Regions from separate parts of the Homo sapiens genome. Here region 1 is linked to region 2. Evidence: chromatin contacts called from ENCODE Hi-C data. All regions are on one chromosome and are shown on one strand. The core of a region is the stretch at or near the end of the contact, and the rest is flanking DNA. Distances in the headings are between cores, read along the strand shown.

Region 1 (7,724 bases), core at 2,414-4,913, 250 kb after region 2:
CTGATTCTTTCCTTCATTCTGTCTAGTCAACTAATGAGCATTCTTTATTTCTATTGTGTTTTTGACTTCTAGCATTTTTTTTTTATTATTGTTTCCATCTTTCTGCTGATATCACCTATCTGGTCTTGCATGTTGTCTAATTTTTCTGCTAAAGCCAGTTTATCCAGGAGTTTCTGCTCTGGGTGAGCAGCTCTCAGGTGCTGTCTCTCCCTGGATGTGCCTGTCTCTTCAGAGCAGGGTGCCAGTTTGTCTGGCAGCCTTAGTTCTCTGATGGGCCCATGAAAGGCTGCCCTGCTATTCTTTGCTGTAAGGATGGGGGTGGTGACTGCCAAGCACGTCACATGACACCAGTTGAAGTTGCGGAACTTCTGAGCCAGGCTCCTAAAGTGAGACTTCCAATCCACCTTCCGTACAGGTTTCCTTAAAAAATGGGGTGCGCGACCAGCAAGGTGGCTCACTCCTGTAATCCCAGCACTTTGGGAGGCCTAGGTGAGAGGATCCTTTGAAGCCAGGAGTTCAAAGACCAAACTGGCCAACATAGTGAGCTCCCCGTCTCTATAAAATAAATAAATAAAATAAAAAGAAATAGGCTGAGTGAGAAACAGTGGCTCCAATCTTCCTCTGATGTCCCAGCTCTCAGAACAAGGTTGCTTTGTTTGCTTTTCCTTTTATAAGCACCATGTGTTAGGCAAATTCTTAAGTGGTTCCCTGAGGTATTCATGCTCCTACGTGACACCTTAATCTGCACCGGGCCAACCCAGTGACCTGTTTCTCATGAGCAGAGCCTGGAAAGCATGAGGCACAGCTCTGCTTCCTCTGTGTCACAGCTCTGATCTTGTCAGTCACTCATTGGCTCCTGCAACAAATGACCACAGCTAAGTGGCTTTTACAACAGCAGAAGTTTATTCCTTCACAGCTCTGGAGGCCAAAAGTCCAAAATCACTTTTAATGTGCTGAAATCAAGGCATTGGCAGGGCCAGGCTCCCTCGCATGGCTCCTGGGGAGAATCTGCTCCTTGTTTCTGGGGCCTCTGGTGGCTCCGGCGTTACTTGGCTTGGGACTGCATCACGTCAATTTTCAAGGCCCCATCTTCATCTCTGCTCCATCTTCCCATGGCCCTCTCTTCTGTGTGGCACCAAATTTCCTTCTGCCTCCCTCTTACAAAGATGCATGTGGCCGGGCACGCTGGCTCATGCCTGTCATCCCAGCACTTTGAGAGGCCAAGGCAGGAGGATCGCTTGAGGCCAGGAGTTCAAGACCAGCCTGGCCAACACAGAGACCCTGTCTCTGTTGTATGTATTTATTTTTGAGATAGGGTCTCACTTTGTCACCGAGGCTAGAGTGCAGTGGTGCGATCCTGGCTCACTGCTGCCTCAACCTCCTGGCCTCAAGCAATCCTTCCACCTCAGGAGTAGCTGGGACTACAGGTGCACACTACCATGCCCAGATAATTTTTCTATCTTTTGTAGAGACGAGGTCTCACCATGTTGCTCAGGCTGGTCTCGAACTCCTGGGCTCAAGAGATTTACCTGCCTCAGGCTCCCAAAGTGCTGGGATTATAGGCGTGAGCCACAGTGTTTAGGGCCCACCTGGATAATCCAGGACAATCTCTCTATCTCAAGATCCTTAATGACATTAGAAAAAAAAATTGTTTTCCCATACGAGGTAATATTTACAGGTTGCCTGGATTAGGACTTGATGGCTTTATAAGGGCCATTTTCCAGCTGTGCATGGCTTGGTCGGCTTCTCTTGTTTGCAGGAAGCTATGTGACAAGCGCAGCACCTGCAATGAGCTGTGATTGGCTGATGTAGACTGGGGGTGGGGGCTCGGACCCCCGGCAGGTGGTGTTCGAAAAGGTACAAACTCACTCTGCAGTCATCAACTCACCTTTCGGGGTGCCTCTGAGGCGTGAGGCCTGTGGGGTGACGTCCGAGCATGCCAGATTTCGTCCACTGAGCCGGGCTCCTGGAGGCCCCGTGCACAGATGCAGCTCTAGGCCCCAGGCTGCGGGCACAATTTGCCCCATGCCTCCACAGCCTCTGGATTTAAGATAACCGAGGATAGCGTCTGGGACCCCAGTGCTCCCGTGAGGGTCAAGGAGGTCCGGAGCTTACTCCAACCTCCAGGGCAGAGAGGACAGATGATCCCAAAGGCTGCTGGGCTCAGGCTAGGGCGCGGCTGAGCAGGGGCAGCTGCTTTTTCTCTCCCAGGCTTCCTGCTGTGCCTTTTACTCACCTCTACGTTCCTGGTGCTGGGGCTCCGCAGCGCTGGCTCTAAAGAAGTTCCAACGCCAGCCTGGGGGCGCAAGGCAGGAGCGCCCTGTTTCCTCGATTGTTGGGGATTTGCTCCTAGTTAGGTGGTGACTGTCCTTATGATCCCCCATAAAACCAGTCGGGCAGGGGGCAGGGGGCAGGGGGCCGGGATCGTGGAGAAGAGGCCGCGGCTGGCGGGGAAGCAACCCTCAGCGTGGACCCCTCAACCTCGCGGCTCGCCCCTTACCCGTGCACCCCTCGCCTCACACCCCCGCGCCCCTCACCCACGCGTCCCTCACCCTACACACACCCGCCCATCACTCGCGCACCCTTCACCCCTCACCCACGCTCCCCTCACCCTTCACCGGCGCGCCCCTCACCCCTCACCCCTCACCCAGGCGCCCCTCACCCTTCACTCGCGCATCACTCACCCCTCACCCCTCACCCACGCTCCCCTCACCCCTCACCCCTCACCCGCGCTCCCCTCACCCCTCACCCGCGCGCCCCTCACCCCTCACCCGCGCTCCCCTCACACTTCACCCGCGCTCCCCTCACTCTTCACCCGCGCGCCCCTCATCCACGCGCCCCTCGCCCTCAGTCCTCACCCGCGCGGGCCAAGAGGGTCCCGGGCGAGGGCAGCTCCCCGCGGGCGGGTGTGGGGCTCGGAGTTGGCTTGGCACGCGAGGCCGGCAGCAGGGCCCGGGCTTCACGCACGCCTGGCCCCCGAGTCTGTCTTGAGGCTCAGGAGCTGCCTTTTCTGCAAATAGGCGCCCAACGGTTCAGCCCGGAGAACTACACGGGGATGGGGAGAGGCCGCCCCGCGTTTCTGCAGCGACAGCGACCGTGGCCGCAACCACGATAATGACAATGGCCACGGTGACGGCCGCGCGTCCAGCCGGCCCCCCGGCGACGGCCCCGGCGCATCTGCTCGTGGGGCACTTGCATCGGAGCGGAGACCCGCGGGGGGCGCTCCGTTTCCCGAGACCCCGGCCGCCTCTGGGCGCTGCAAACTCCGAGCCGGGTCCCCGGGTCTCCTGGGTCAGGACAGAGCTGGACGAGACTCGTCCCCGGGTGGCCCGCATTCAGGACACGCGTGAGAGGGGCGTCCGGACCCCGCGCCCCCGGCCCTCCAGGACGACGCCCTCCGCTTGGATGGCCGCGCGCCGGGACAGCTGGAGACGGGTTAACGTGGGCGCCAGGCCTGAGGGACCGGCCCCGCCCGGCTGGTATTTCCCGACCGGGCGGGAGGAGCCACGCGCCCCCACCGCCCCGACAGCCCCGGCTCCCGGCCCCGCCTGCGCCCGCCCTGCCCAGCGCGCTCTAGGACACCGCGGCGCCTCCGCGCAGCTCCGGCGTGGGCGGGGCCCGGCATTGTGACGTCACGGGGCGGGGTTTCCCGGCGCCTGAGCGGACTGACGCCGAGACGCGCGCGGGTCAGCGGCGCGGGGACGCGGGGCGCTGGGCGCGGGGCTGGGGGCGCAGGTAAGGAGCGCGGGGGCGGCGCGGGGTCCTCGGGGGGCGGCCTAGGGCGGCCGAGGACGCAGGGCCGGGGCAGTTGGTCGCGGCCTTCAGTCCCCTGGCTTGGTCCTGTGGGGTCCCCGGCCCGGCACCTCCTCCCGCGAGCCGTGCGCCCCCATCCTGGGCCTGCGCCCCCTTCCCCCGAGCCGTGCGCCCCCATGCTAGGCCCTGTGACCCTCCCCCGAACAGTGCGCCCCGATCCTGGGCCCTGCGCCCCCTCCCCCACCCCATCCCGGGGCGCGCGTGGACCCCCGCCGGCTAAGCGCACCCGGGCGGTGACCCCAGGGGCTTCGCCCGTCCTCGACCCCGGCGCTGGGACCCCTCCCCAGCCCCCTCCGGGAGCGTCTCGGGACCCCCAGACACCCCCCCGTCCCAGGCAGGGGCCGCTCCTCGCGCGCCCCGGGCCCCGGTCGCCCCCGCTCTGCCTCGGGTCCTGCGGCTGGCGCGGGTCGGGTCGGGTCCGTGCGCGCCGCCCCAGCCTCCCTGGGCGGAACTCGAGCAGCTCCCCGCTCCCCGCAGGCCCCGAGGCCGCAGGAGCGCGCGGAGCGGCGATGAGCAGGCGGCCGGTGGCCCGCGGGGCGCGGAGCCCGTGACAGCCTCGGCCAGGCGGGCGCTGCGATGGAGGCCGAGGGCCTGGACTGGCTCCTGGTGCCACTGCACCAGCTGGTGTCCTGGGGCGCGGCCGCGGCCATGGTCTTCGGAGGGGTGGTGCCCTACGTCCCGCAGTATCGGGACATTCGCAGGACGCAGAACGCCGACGGCTTCTCCACCTACGTGTGCCTGGTGCTGCTGGTGGCCAACATTTTGCGGATACTCTTCTGGTAAGTTGGGGGCTTGCTTTCCTGGGCTGCACCCGGAGAAGAGGGTTTCTCCTTTGGGGTTTCTGGTTGAGGCCGGGGGAGCAGCAGGGTCCACACCTCCCTGCTGGGCCAGCGTCCCACTCTGCCGTGGATGGGGTACGTGGCTGCAGGCAAGTCACTTCTTAGGGTGAGATTATTTTTCCAGAAAAACGGTGGGGTTGGAGCACAGAATCTCAGAGAAAATCTCCAGATCCGCCTCCTTGCATGATGTTCCACATGGGTACTTAGCAGGGACCTCTCAGCTGGGCACTGGCCTAGGCCTGCCTGTGGAGAGGAGCCGTTCCTGCCCTCCTTTTTCATGTTGTATAGTTTTTCTTTGTTGTTTTGAGAGAGGGTCTTGCTCTGTGGTCCAGGCTGAAGTGCATGATGACATGACAGCTCACCGCAGTCTCCACGTTCCTGGGCTCAGGTGATCCTCCCATCTCAGCCTCCCGAGTAGCTGGGACCACAGGCGCACCACCACACCCGGCTAATTGTTTTTTTTGTATTTTTTGTAGAGACAGGGGAGTGGGGGGTTGTCTCACTTTGTTGCCCAGGCTGGTCTCGAACTCCTGGCCTCAAGCATCCCTCCCCACTGGGCCTCTGAAAGGGCTGGGATTACAAGCTGAGCCACGGCGCCTGGCCTGCCTTATTTAAATAGGAAGTCACTCTCTCTGGAGACTGTCTTGTTCCTCTCCCCAACTTCCTCTTTGTATTTGTATTAGGCTAAGGAAATTGAAATTAATTTTAACAGTTGTTGAAGGCAGACATAATTGGGAGGGTGAGTTTTCAGAGGAAATGAGGTCTCACAGCTGCATTCTAAGGCCAAAAACGTCTGAAATTTTTCTTTCTTCTGGGTGATCCCAGCCTCTCTGTCCGGGCAGATTGGAAGGTGTCTGCTGCTCTTCCTATGAAGAGGGCCTGGTGGAGGGGTGGAGAGAAGGAGTCCAGGCAGCTGGTGTCAAGAACTCTGCTTCTGACTCTGGTCACTGAGTAATCACGTACCTGCTTCTTTGCCTGTTAGTTTTGTTTTGTTTTTTTTTGAGACAGAGTCTTGCTCTGTCGCCAGGCTGGAGTGCAGTGGTACAATCTCGGCTCACTGCAGCCTCTGACTCCTGGGTTCAAGTGATTCTCCTGCCTCAGCCTCCTGAGTAGCTGGGACTACAGGTGCCTGCCACCATACCCAGGTAATTTTTGTATTTTTAGTAGAGACCAGGTTTCACCATGTTGACCAGGATGGTCTCGATCCCTTGACCTCATGATCCACCCACCTTGACCTCCCAAAGTGTTGGGATTACAGGCGTGAGCCACCGCGCCTGGCCCGCCTGTTAGTTTTTAAGTCAACCTTATTGAGGTGTGATTTGCATTCCATGAAATACACCCCTTTCGTGTCCATTTGATGAGTTCTGATGCTGAGGTGTCCCGTGTTCATGAGCCGGGGTGCTCCCTGCTCCGTGGCCTTCATCCCAGCCCTGGCCATGGGCAGCCATTGGTCCATGTGTCCCTGGGTGTTAGTTTTGCCCCTGCCAGGGATTTTTAGGTGAGCGAGTGGGTTGGCTGCCTCTTCCCCAGAGTTGTCTCTGAGGCAGGGAGGTTTGTCCCCTGCAACGACCTCGGAGGAGGATTTTGGGTCCGAGTCCCGTCTCGAGGTTTGTCTCTGGGCCAGGCTGCATCTGAGGGAGGTTCAGGGGTGCTCATTTTGGAGACTCCTTCTTTCTTTCCCATCGCCTGCTTTGGAGACGTGGCTGGCGGTGCTGCAGTGGCCTCAGTGAGCGTAAGGTTGACTGGAAGTAGGTTTCTAATTGTCTAATGCTGTTGTTTACTTTGAGTGCATGTTGTGGGGGTTGGGGAGACGCTGGTCGGCAGGCCACCTGCTACAGCCCCAGCTCACGTGTGTGTTGTGAAGGAGCGCTGCACTCGTCTTCAGGGTTATAGAATAAATTCTCTCCAAAATAATGGAGGAAAATTGCCTGAGAGTGGATAACCATACGGGAAAGAAGTTCCGCTTAGAGGTTTCCCTCCCCAGTATGCTCATAGTTCAAAGTTGCTAAAAGAAAATAAATTAGGTTGGGCACGGTGGCCCGCTCCTGTAATTCCAGCACTTTTGGAGGCCGGGGTGGGAGGATCACTTGAGGCCAGGAGTTCAAGACCAACCAACGCAACACAGCAAGACACCGTCTCTACAAAAAATTGAAACATTAGCTTAGGTGTGGGGGCATTACCTGTAGTCCTAGCTACTTGCGAGGCTGTGAAAGGAGGATCACTTAAGCCCAGGAATTCGAGGCTGCAGTGAGCTGTCCTCCAGTCTGGCCAACAGAGAGAGACCCTGTCTCAAAAAAAGAAAGAAAAGAATCTATCTAATGTCCATCTAAGTATCGGTTTGGAGAAGTCAGAGATTAACCCAGTTTCCTGGTGCCATCTTGTCATTGCCTCATGACCTAACTGGCACTGACGTAGAGGTTTGAAGCTGGAACTGGGAGTTCTTGCTTACAGGCCTTGGAGAGACACTTGAGCTCTTTCTTTGTGGAGCACAGGGCAGCCTTCCAGGGAATTCTGAACTTTGTCCATGGGTCTCTTCATAGAATCAACATCCTGGGCTGTCCTGGTCATGCATGGCTTCTGTGACCACTGAGTGCACACGCAGGGCCCCAGTGTGTTCCAGAAGATGGTGGGATGAAAGCGGGGAGAGCAGAGGGCGCTCGTTCCTGCTGGGCGTCCCTCCAGCCTGAGGATGCGCCATCCCTGCACTCCACACAGCGAAGCCCACCTCCCTACCTACCACACATCCTCTTGTGCCCACCCGGTCCCCAGGTCCTGCTGTGCAGAGGGGGATGATGACCCCTTCTGTTTCTCTCTTGGGAGCCTCTTGTGACCCCCCACTCCTGGCTTCCCCTCTCCAGGCTTTGTAGGTTCACAGCCTCTTTGATTTCATGGTTTGTAGGGCAGAGGATTTGTGCTTTAGCAGAAGTGACACGCGGGATGCATCACACACAACCCCAGCTCCACGCATGCGCAGGCACACTCGGTGTTTGGGTTGGGGGTGGTGGGAGCAGGAGAGCAGAGGTGGGGCGGGGGCAGGCTCCGGTGAGAAGGGGCTGGGGTGGGGGCAGAGAG
Region 2 (7,592 bases), core at 687-3,186:
CCATTGGATCCAGCAGTCTTACTATTGTGTTTCTACCCAAAGGAAGAGAAATCGTATTAAAAGCATTTGTAGCTTCATTCCAGCACTATTCATAATAGCAAAGATGAAATCAACTTATGTGTCTATCAGTGGATGATTGATTAAAGAAAATGTGGAATGTAAATACTTGTTTGTTAAGTACACTAACCACACCTTATTTCTGGATATTTCTCTGGTATTTATTAATGCCCCTCCCCCCACCCCGTCTCTTGCATTGTAGTTTGGGGCGGAATTCCGAAGGTTCTCTCTGGACCGTCATAAGCCTGGGAAGTTTGAAGATTTCTACAAGCTGGTTGTGCACACCCACCATATCTCCAACAGTGATGTAACTATTGGCTATGCAGATGTGCACGGAGACCTGCTGCCCATCAACAATGATGACAACTTCTGCAAGGCGGTTTCTAGTGCAAATCCCCTGCTCAGGGTCTTCATCCAGAAACGAGGTACTGAAGTGGTTGAGTGGCCGGCTGGTCTTGTTGAGAAATCATTTTTAAAATACAGTTTTCAATTTTTTCTGTCATTACAGGACTATGTGGTTCGTTTTCTAACCTGTAGTAGGAGATTAAAGAAATTAAAAATTGTTTCATCAGCATTAATAGACAAAATACTAAACTGTGTTTTCTACTTTAAATGATATTGACTTCTGACTTTTAAATACTGAAGAAAGAATAATATTGATACTTCCAGTCATTTAACTAGAAGTGAAATGACTCAGTGATAAGGAGGCTTGAGTCAGTGGCCTCAGAATGAAACTTGGGGTTACGGTGCATGCCCTCCATCATCTTGTTAGGAGGAGGGAGCATGTTAGCTTTCGATGATAACTTTGGTTAACTTTTAGCTCTGAGGCCCAGTTTCGCTATAAGTAATAATATCATTTTATGTTAAAATAAATTACTAACATAGGTTAATGGCTGAAAGGGAAGGGGTGCCCTACTGCTGACTTATTGTGGGACCTCATACTGCTCACGTCTCTGGACTGCATTTAGATTTTTTTTCCATCTCCAAACTTCGGAGAACCTTGTTGTTTCAAAATAATATGCTGAAAGAAAGAAGCACCTGCAGGTGAGGCTTGATATTGGGAAAATGGCATTTTTATAACTGACTGCCTCTCCTTTGGGCGGCCCCACGGTGCAGGTGGTGAACACTGACCACCTCAAGGAACCAAGCAGCCAGTGGTGACAGTTGCAAGGTGAGGTTGCAGTGTGCCCTGTCTGCCCTCATGGATCTGCTGCCAGAGTCTCTGGGACAGCTAGGAGAGGTTTCCCGGAGGAAAGGCTGAGCTGAGACTAGAGGAAGCAGCAGCAGGGTGCTGGGTGGGAGGCGGGCTGGGCGAGTTCTCAGACGAGGCCCTCCGCCTCCTTCACCCCAGCGTCCTGCTTTGCAAAACGAGGGTCCTCATAGTAACCCCCATCCAGTTTCTGTGAGGGTGATGCTGAGCAGCGTGCTGCCAGCTCCTCGTCCCTGCTCTGTAAATACTAGCTATGGCTGTTATTCCCATTTGTGGTGATGAAGGGAACGGCAGGAGACTCGTTGACCTCACTTCAGACAGATTCTCTGGCACAAGATCAGAACACTCTGCATCTGCAGTTCTCACTGGGCCTGGGTATCCTGCTGACGGTGCTGAGAAGTCAACACAGCTGTCACTTCCTCACAGTGGCCTGGGGGACGGGCTGAGCTTCAGCTTCCACATCAGTCCTTCGGGGTTGCTGGGGGCAAGGACCCTCGCTGTCTCTGCATGGCTCTGCACAGCCTCCAGCGTGCCACACCTCGGTCCTCTGTATGCTGCCCTCTGCAGTGGCTGCTTGCTGCTTGGCTGGTCCTGGAATGGAGGCCTGTGCCCCCTGCCCCCTGCCCTGGAACTCTCTACCCCTTCACATTGCCTGGGTGTCTGTATCTGTTCACAGGCTGCCTTCTCAGGAAGGCCTGGTCTCAGCTGCTTGATCTGATGAGCCCGTGTTCCCCTCTGCCTGTCGTCCTCTGTCCTCTTACTCGGCTTCCTCTGGGCTCTGTCCATTGCTCCCAGAGCTGGTTTGCCGTCTGTCTCCACCCGACCAGGAGCGTAGGGTGGGGGTGTGTTCCTGGCTGTGCCCCTGCCATCCCAGGTCACAGCATTTGCTCACATGGTGTGGGGTGAGCAATGGTGTGAAGAAGGTGTGTAAACTGCAGATGTGCGCACAGGCTTTGTTGCCCATCGTGCAGGAAACAAGTCTTTTTGTCCCGCTGACTGTGGAGCTGGGGTGAAGGCCAGCAGAAGGCACTGTGCCCTTTGGAGGTGGGCCCCAGGCGTCTTGGCACCCTCTACTGGGGATGCATCAAAGCTGGGCTGGGACCAGAAAGTGGGCTTGTGTGTTGCCCATGGGAACGTGCTAACCTCCAGCAGCAGCTCGGACACTCTGCCTCTTTCCAGCTTGCTGGCTGGGGCCCTGTGTTCAGTCTTCATCATTTATTTTTCCTTCTTCCTCTGCCCTCAGAGTAGTAGCCCAGTTTAACTAGCTGGCTCAGGGTTTCTCAGTCTCTCGTGGTTATAGCGTGAGCGTGTCGCCAGCAGCCCCTGCCTTCCTCTGTCATGTTACAGTGTGGAGCTAGGGAGACCTGAACTCAGACCCCACCTTCTCCCTGGCTTTGTGACACAAACACACGCCTCATCCCGCAGAGCTCTACCGTCCTCATCTGTGGCACGGGTGGTAGTGCCTGTCTCTGGGGTTGTTGTCAGAGCTTAACAGCGACATCTGCTGATGACAAGCCCTTCACTGGCCCCTCGGTCCTGTCTTTGGGAAAATCAGAGCTGCCTCTCGCTGTCCTCAGTGGATTTGACTGTAAAGATGACGACATTCCAGGTGGCAGTCAGGGGCAGTTGTTTCCGGTGCACAGTCAGGCACCCTCCCTGCATAGTAATCTGTGCTGATGTTTCATAATCTGTGTGTTTGCGTTTGGGGCAGAGCTGAGGCCCCTGAGAGGCAACACTCAATCCCACAGCCTTTTTACTGCAGCAGGGGTGTCGAGGGGTCAGTCACGGTCATGCTATTTTCAAGATTCTACTGCAGCCGTACCCACTGTGTCATTTACTTAATAACTTTCTGTACACGGACGTATTTTATTTAAATATATGTTAAGAGGGAATTTACTATCACAGAGGAAAAGTCAGCATTCTCCTAATACATGTTGGAATAAACCCACAATTATGTTTTAAAAAATTAATCTGTTGCTCAGCCAGGCATGGTGGCTCACGCCTGTAATCCCAGCACTTTGGGAGGCCGAGGCGGGTGGATCACTTGAGGTCAGGAGTTCGAGACAAGCCTGGCCAACATGGTGAAACCCTATCTCTACTAAAAAATATATAAATCATCCAGGTGTAGTGGCATGTGCCTGTAGTCCCAGCTACTCGTGAGGCTGAGGCAGGAGAAATCGCTTGAACCCAGGAGGCAGAGGTTGCAGTGAGCCAAGATTGCACCACTGCCCTCCAGCCTGGGTGACAGAGCGAAACTCCGTCTCAGAAAAAAAGAAAAATTAATCTGTTGCTTAAAATAATCTCTTCCTCCAAACCATACAAAGACACAGTGATAAACTACAGAACAGCATTCCTTTATGAATGTAGATGTAAAAACCCTTCAGCAAAATACTAGCACATGGAAAAATGCACCCACACAAAAAGTACACGAATGTTCATAGTAACATTATTCACAATATCCATAAGGCGAGAACAGCCCACGCGTCCATCAGCTGATAAATGGATAAAAAAGTGTGCGCATGTGCGTGTGTGTCTAGTCATGCAGTGGAATGTTATCGAGCCATGAAAAATGATGCGCTGACACATGCTACAGATGGATGAACCTCAGAAACCGTATGTTTAAGAGTGAGAGAAGCCGGACATAAAAGTTCCCATATTGTATGATGACTTTGGAAGTTGATTCTCATTATTCAAGGACTGTGTATTGATGAAATGTTGTGACCAGAGGCTAACAGGAACCTAACCCTGTGTCCCCCGGAAGCAATGGTTCTATGCTCAGTAATTCAGTGACCATGTCAACTTTAGAGAACAAACTACTACACGTGACAAGAATCCTCTGTAATGTGAAAAGTCCAGAATGGGCAAATCCATAGACTCATGGTTGCCAGGGGCTGAGAGGTGGGGAGAATTGGGAGGGAGGGGGTTTCTTTCTGGAGTGATAGAAATGTTCTAGAACTAGAGATTTGCATAAATACCAACAACCATTGAATTCTACACTTTAAATGGGTGAAGTTTATGTGAATTATTTCGGAATAAAGCTGTTAAAAATAGAAAGGACTGTCTACCTTACCAGGGCGGACAGGCTGATGATCAGACCCCTGGATCTGAGCCATGGCCCTGGGTAAGGTTTTCTGGGTTTATCTCCAGCCTTTATTTCCAAAATTCAGCCATTCTCCATATGTGAATACTTTGACTTTTTAATAAACATATTTGTTCAAAACTTTAAAAAAAAATCCTCTCTTCCCCTGGTAATAGGAAACTTCCTGTGCTTCTCTGAGAGGGCTCCAAGCCTGGTGAGTGCCCCAGGTGGGCACAGGAGTGTGGCATCCCCAGCTGTCTCCCTGTCCTCACTGGGAAGGCACTCAGCACAGCCCAATGGGACTAGCTGGGCCTGTCACTTTGTTACCAATAAAAATGAGATATTTTCATATCCTGTGGTAGTTGCATTCCAATATCCTAAATATCATTTACAGTAATCATTATTTAAAAACAACGGTACATATTGTTATTTAATGCATGAATAAGAAAAGTAATCTGTCACACATTTGTTTTACTATTCTGATAATTGTCTTCAAAATAATTTCCTCTATAATCCCCTGTGCTTTATTTTATGCCTTTAGGAACGTTATTTTGAGAAAGGTGTTCCCTAGCATCATCAGATTGCTAAAGGGCTCTCGGCTTATACCAGGTTAAGAGCCCCACTTGCAGAGAGGCTGCATTTGAGGCTCAGACGACAGGCCAGGAATGACTTGTTTTTCATTCTCCTGGGATGATCCGGACGTTCTCTCCGGACGTTCTCTCAACGACTACATGGCATTTGGGGGCAAAAGGACCCAGCCTTAGGCCTTCACTGCCTTTCTTCTTTATTTGCTAGGCTTCTGCTGCATCTGGCCAGGGACTGTGAAAAGCCATGGGCTTTTCCCTTGGACACATGACAGCTGTCTTTGCCCTTCTCTGTATCGCTGTGCCCATTTAAGTGAGAAGAACAGCAGTTACCAGAATGGATTGGCCACGATGAGAGGGTCTGGACTTGAGTCTGCGTATTTAGGTTGTAAATACAGAATGTGTTAAGTGTTAAGGACCCGCTTCTCTGTTCCCCTGCCTCCCCAAGGGTGCAGGAATGTTTTGGGAAGCTGGCCCTTGCCAGAGAATGCACAACCAAGTTGATACTTGGAGCATCTCTATTTTTAGCAGGATAAACAGGAAGTGCAAACAGTAACTTTTCCCTGCTTATCCATCAAATAAACTCTGCAAATGCTAGCATACCCTGCAGTGTGGTTACTCACCTCCAGGCACAGCCCAGGACTTGGTAGGGTGTCTTAGTAGCTCCTCCTCAGGAATATGAAGGCTTAATTACACCGAAAGATGTTCAGCACAGAGCACTCTGAACTCCTTACTTTTAAAGCTAACATCAGTATTGCCCGTTTGCGTATGGCTGTTCACTGTTCTTGGCATTCTGGGCATTCTTTTGGGTTCCTAGAATGAGGAGAACACAGTTGTAAACTATTTGATTTATCAGAATTTGCCCGATGGGGTGTATTTTGCTCTGATTTCACTTAAGTGAGTTACTAGAAAAAGGAAGGGGTATGGAATGATTGAGAATCTTGTTATGGACACTGGCAGGATTTTCAAGTATCAAGCATAGAAATCCTGCTTATAATTGTTTTTCTTGGATTCTTAGGGAAATAGCTAGAGGTATGTTTGGTTTTTAAATTGAGGGTTCACTGCTCATCAGGAAGCCCTCAGTTAAGCCGTCAGAATTCAATTTCTGCATTCCACGCCCCATTGTAGTCTCTTTCCTCGGACACCGCCTAGGGGCTTGAGGTTTTGTTTCTTGGGGGCAGGGAAGAGGTATATTTTTGCTGAATTAGCCTCACTGTGTCCATGTGCTTATGGGAACAGACAGAACGTGGGCTTTGCCCTCTGGGGTAGGAGGTTTTCCATGAGACATGTTTGCTGCTTTAATTGCCACAGATTCCTGGAAGTTTGTGTGTTTGGAGGATTTTCTTTTTTTTTTTTTTTTTTTTTTTTTTTAATAAAAGAAAAAAGTCTCCCACTCCACCGTGGGAATGTGGAGAAGATGAAATTCCTGCAGCCGCGTTCACGCTAGAGTAGGAGTGTGTTGAGGGAGGAGAAAATGTGCTGATGTAGCTTGTCAAAAAGAAACAGAGCCAGAGGCCCCCCTCCAGAAGAATCCAGGGTTGTCCTCCAGGGCGCCCACATGAAGCCGAGCCCTGCAGGCGCTGTGAGCAGCCGCCCTGCTCTCTGCCTTGATTCTCTTCCAATTGAGCCAATGGGAACAGAGAGGGAAACAGATGACTAACTTGTATTCTCCTGTAGTCCCAGCAAAACACCTTGTATGTAAATGGTGAGAGTTTATATTGCTTGGAGTCTGTGATTTTCTTACTTTTCTTAAATTTAAACCCATAATGTATTTATAATTTGGATTATCTTTAAAGACCTAACATATCATAAGCATATCCATCATTAAATTCTTCATAAAACTTTGTTGTTTTTAAAAAAGCTCTTCTGTTTAAAACATATTTGTAAAACAAGATTTGGATGACATGGAAGCAATCCCACCACCCCGAGGCAATGACTTTTGCATTTTGGCAGAATCATTCCAGGCCTCTCACTGTAGACGTGGTTAGTTGGACGTAGTTTTACACAAACAGGGTCATAATATACATGGCATAGCAATTATTTTAACCTACCACCATATTTTTTGTCTTTTTGTAGATGTATGTAGACATACATCAATGGTGGACATATCAGTTACACAGCTCTAACAAAGTATAACCAAGTCCTTATTAATTGTTATTTAAATTGTTACAATTTTATTATAAACTATGTTGTATATTTTAAAATACTTGTCAGGTTCTGTCTTTAAGGGAAACTGGTAGAAATGTTCTTGCTGGGTTAAAAGGTATGAGTATTTTGAACTAAAATATATATATTGCCAGGGGACCACTCTTTTGCAGGGCTCTAGAGTAACGTTTGAATTGGTTCTTTTTTACTTTAAAAAAAAAAAGTTTACTTTTTTTTTTCTTGAGATGGAGTCTCGCTCTGTTGCCCAGGCTGGAGTGCACTGGTGCCATCTCAGCTCACTGACACGGCCACCTCCCAGGTTCAAGCGATTCTCCTGCCTCAGCCTCCTGAGTAGCTGGGACTACAGGCACGCGCCACCACGCCTGGCTGATTTTTTTGTATTTTTAGTAGAGACAGGGTTTCACCATTTTGGCCAGTCTGGAACTCCTGACCTCAGGTGATCCGTCCACCTCAGCCTCCCAAAGTGCTGAGATTATGGAGCCATCGCACCTGGTCA

The links. A loop is a pair of places that touch in the nucleus more often than their neighbours do. Pooled maps may share reads with other maps.
Region 1: a pooled map shows a loop between it and region 2 (2.9-fold over the local background). The contact joins the promoter of SLC66A2 here to the enhancer-like site in region 2. A Hi-C loop is called at or near these places in 2 of 37 single-sample maps with no recorded cell type and 7 of 50 pooled maps.

What each region holds. Positions count from the first base shown.
Region 1 is chr18:79,947,592-79,955,315 of GRCh38, reverse strand. SLC66A2 (solute carrier family 66 member 2) reads left to right here and starts at 3,663. Exons shown (of 6, transcript NM_025078.5): 1 at 3,663-3,735; 2 at 4,291-4,592. The coding sequence starts at 4,390. LOC124904336 (a long non-coding RNA gene) reads right to left here and starts at 2,507. Exons shown (of 2, transcript XR_007066429.1): 1 at 2,237-2,507; 2 at 1-2,040. RefSeq lists silencers at 3,132-3,181, 3,312-3,821, 4,142-4,221, 4,262-4,381.
Region 2 is chr18:80,195,600-80,203,191 of GRCh38, reverse strand. It overlaps PARD6G (par-6 family cell polarity regulator gamma), which reads left to right. Exons shown (of 3, transcript NM_032510.4): 2 at 260-482. Among named protein-coding and RNA genes, the nearest start is that of PARD6G, 48 kb to the left of the region's middle. Within about 2 kb of position 1,936, at least 3 of the 41 ENCODE cell types and tissues checked have a DNase peak (open chromatin) inside an H3K27ac peak, as active enhancers do.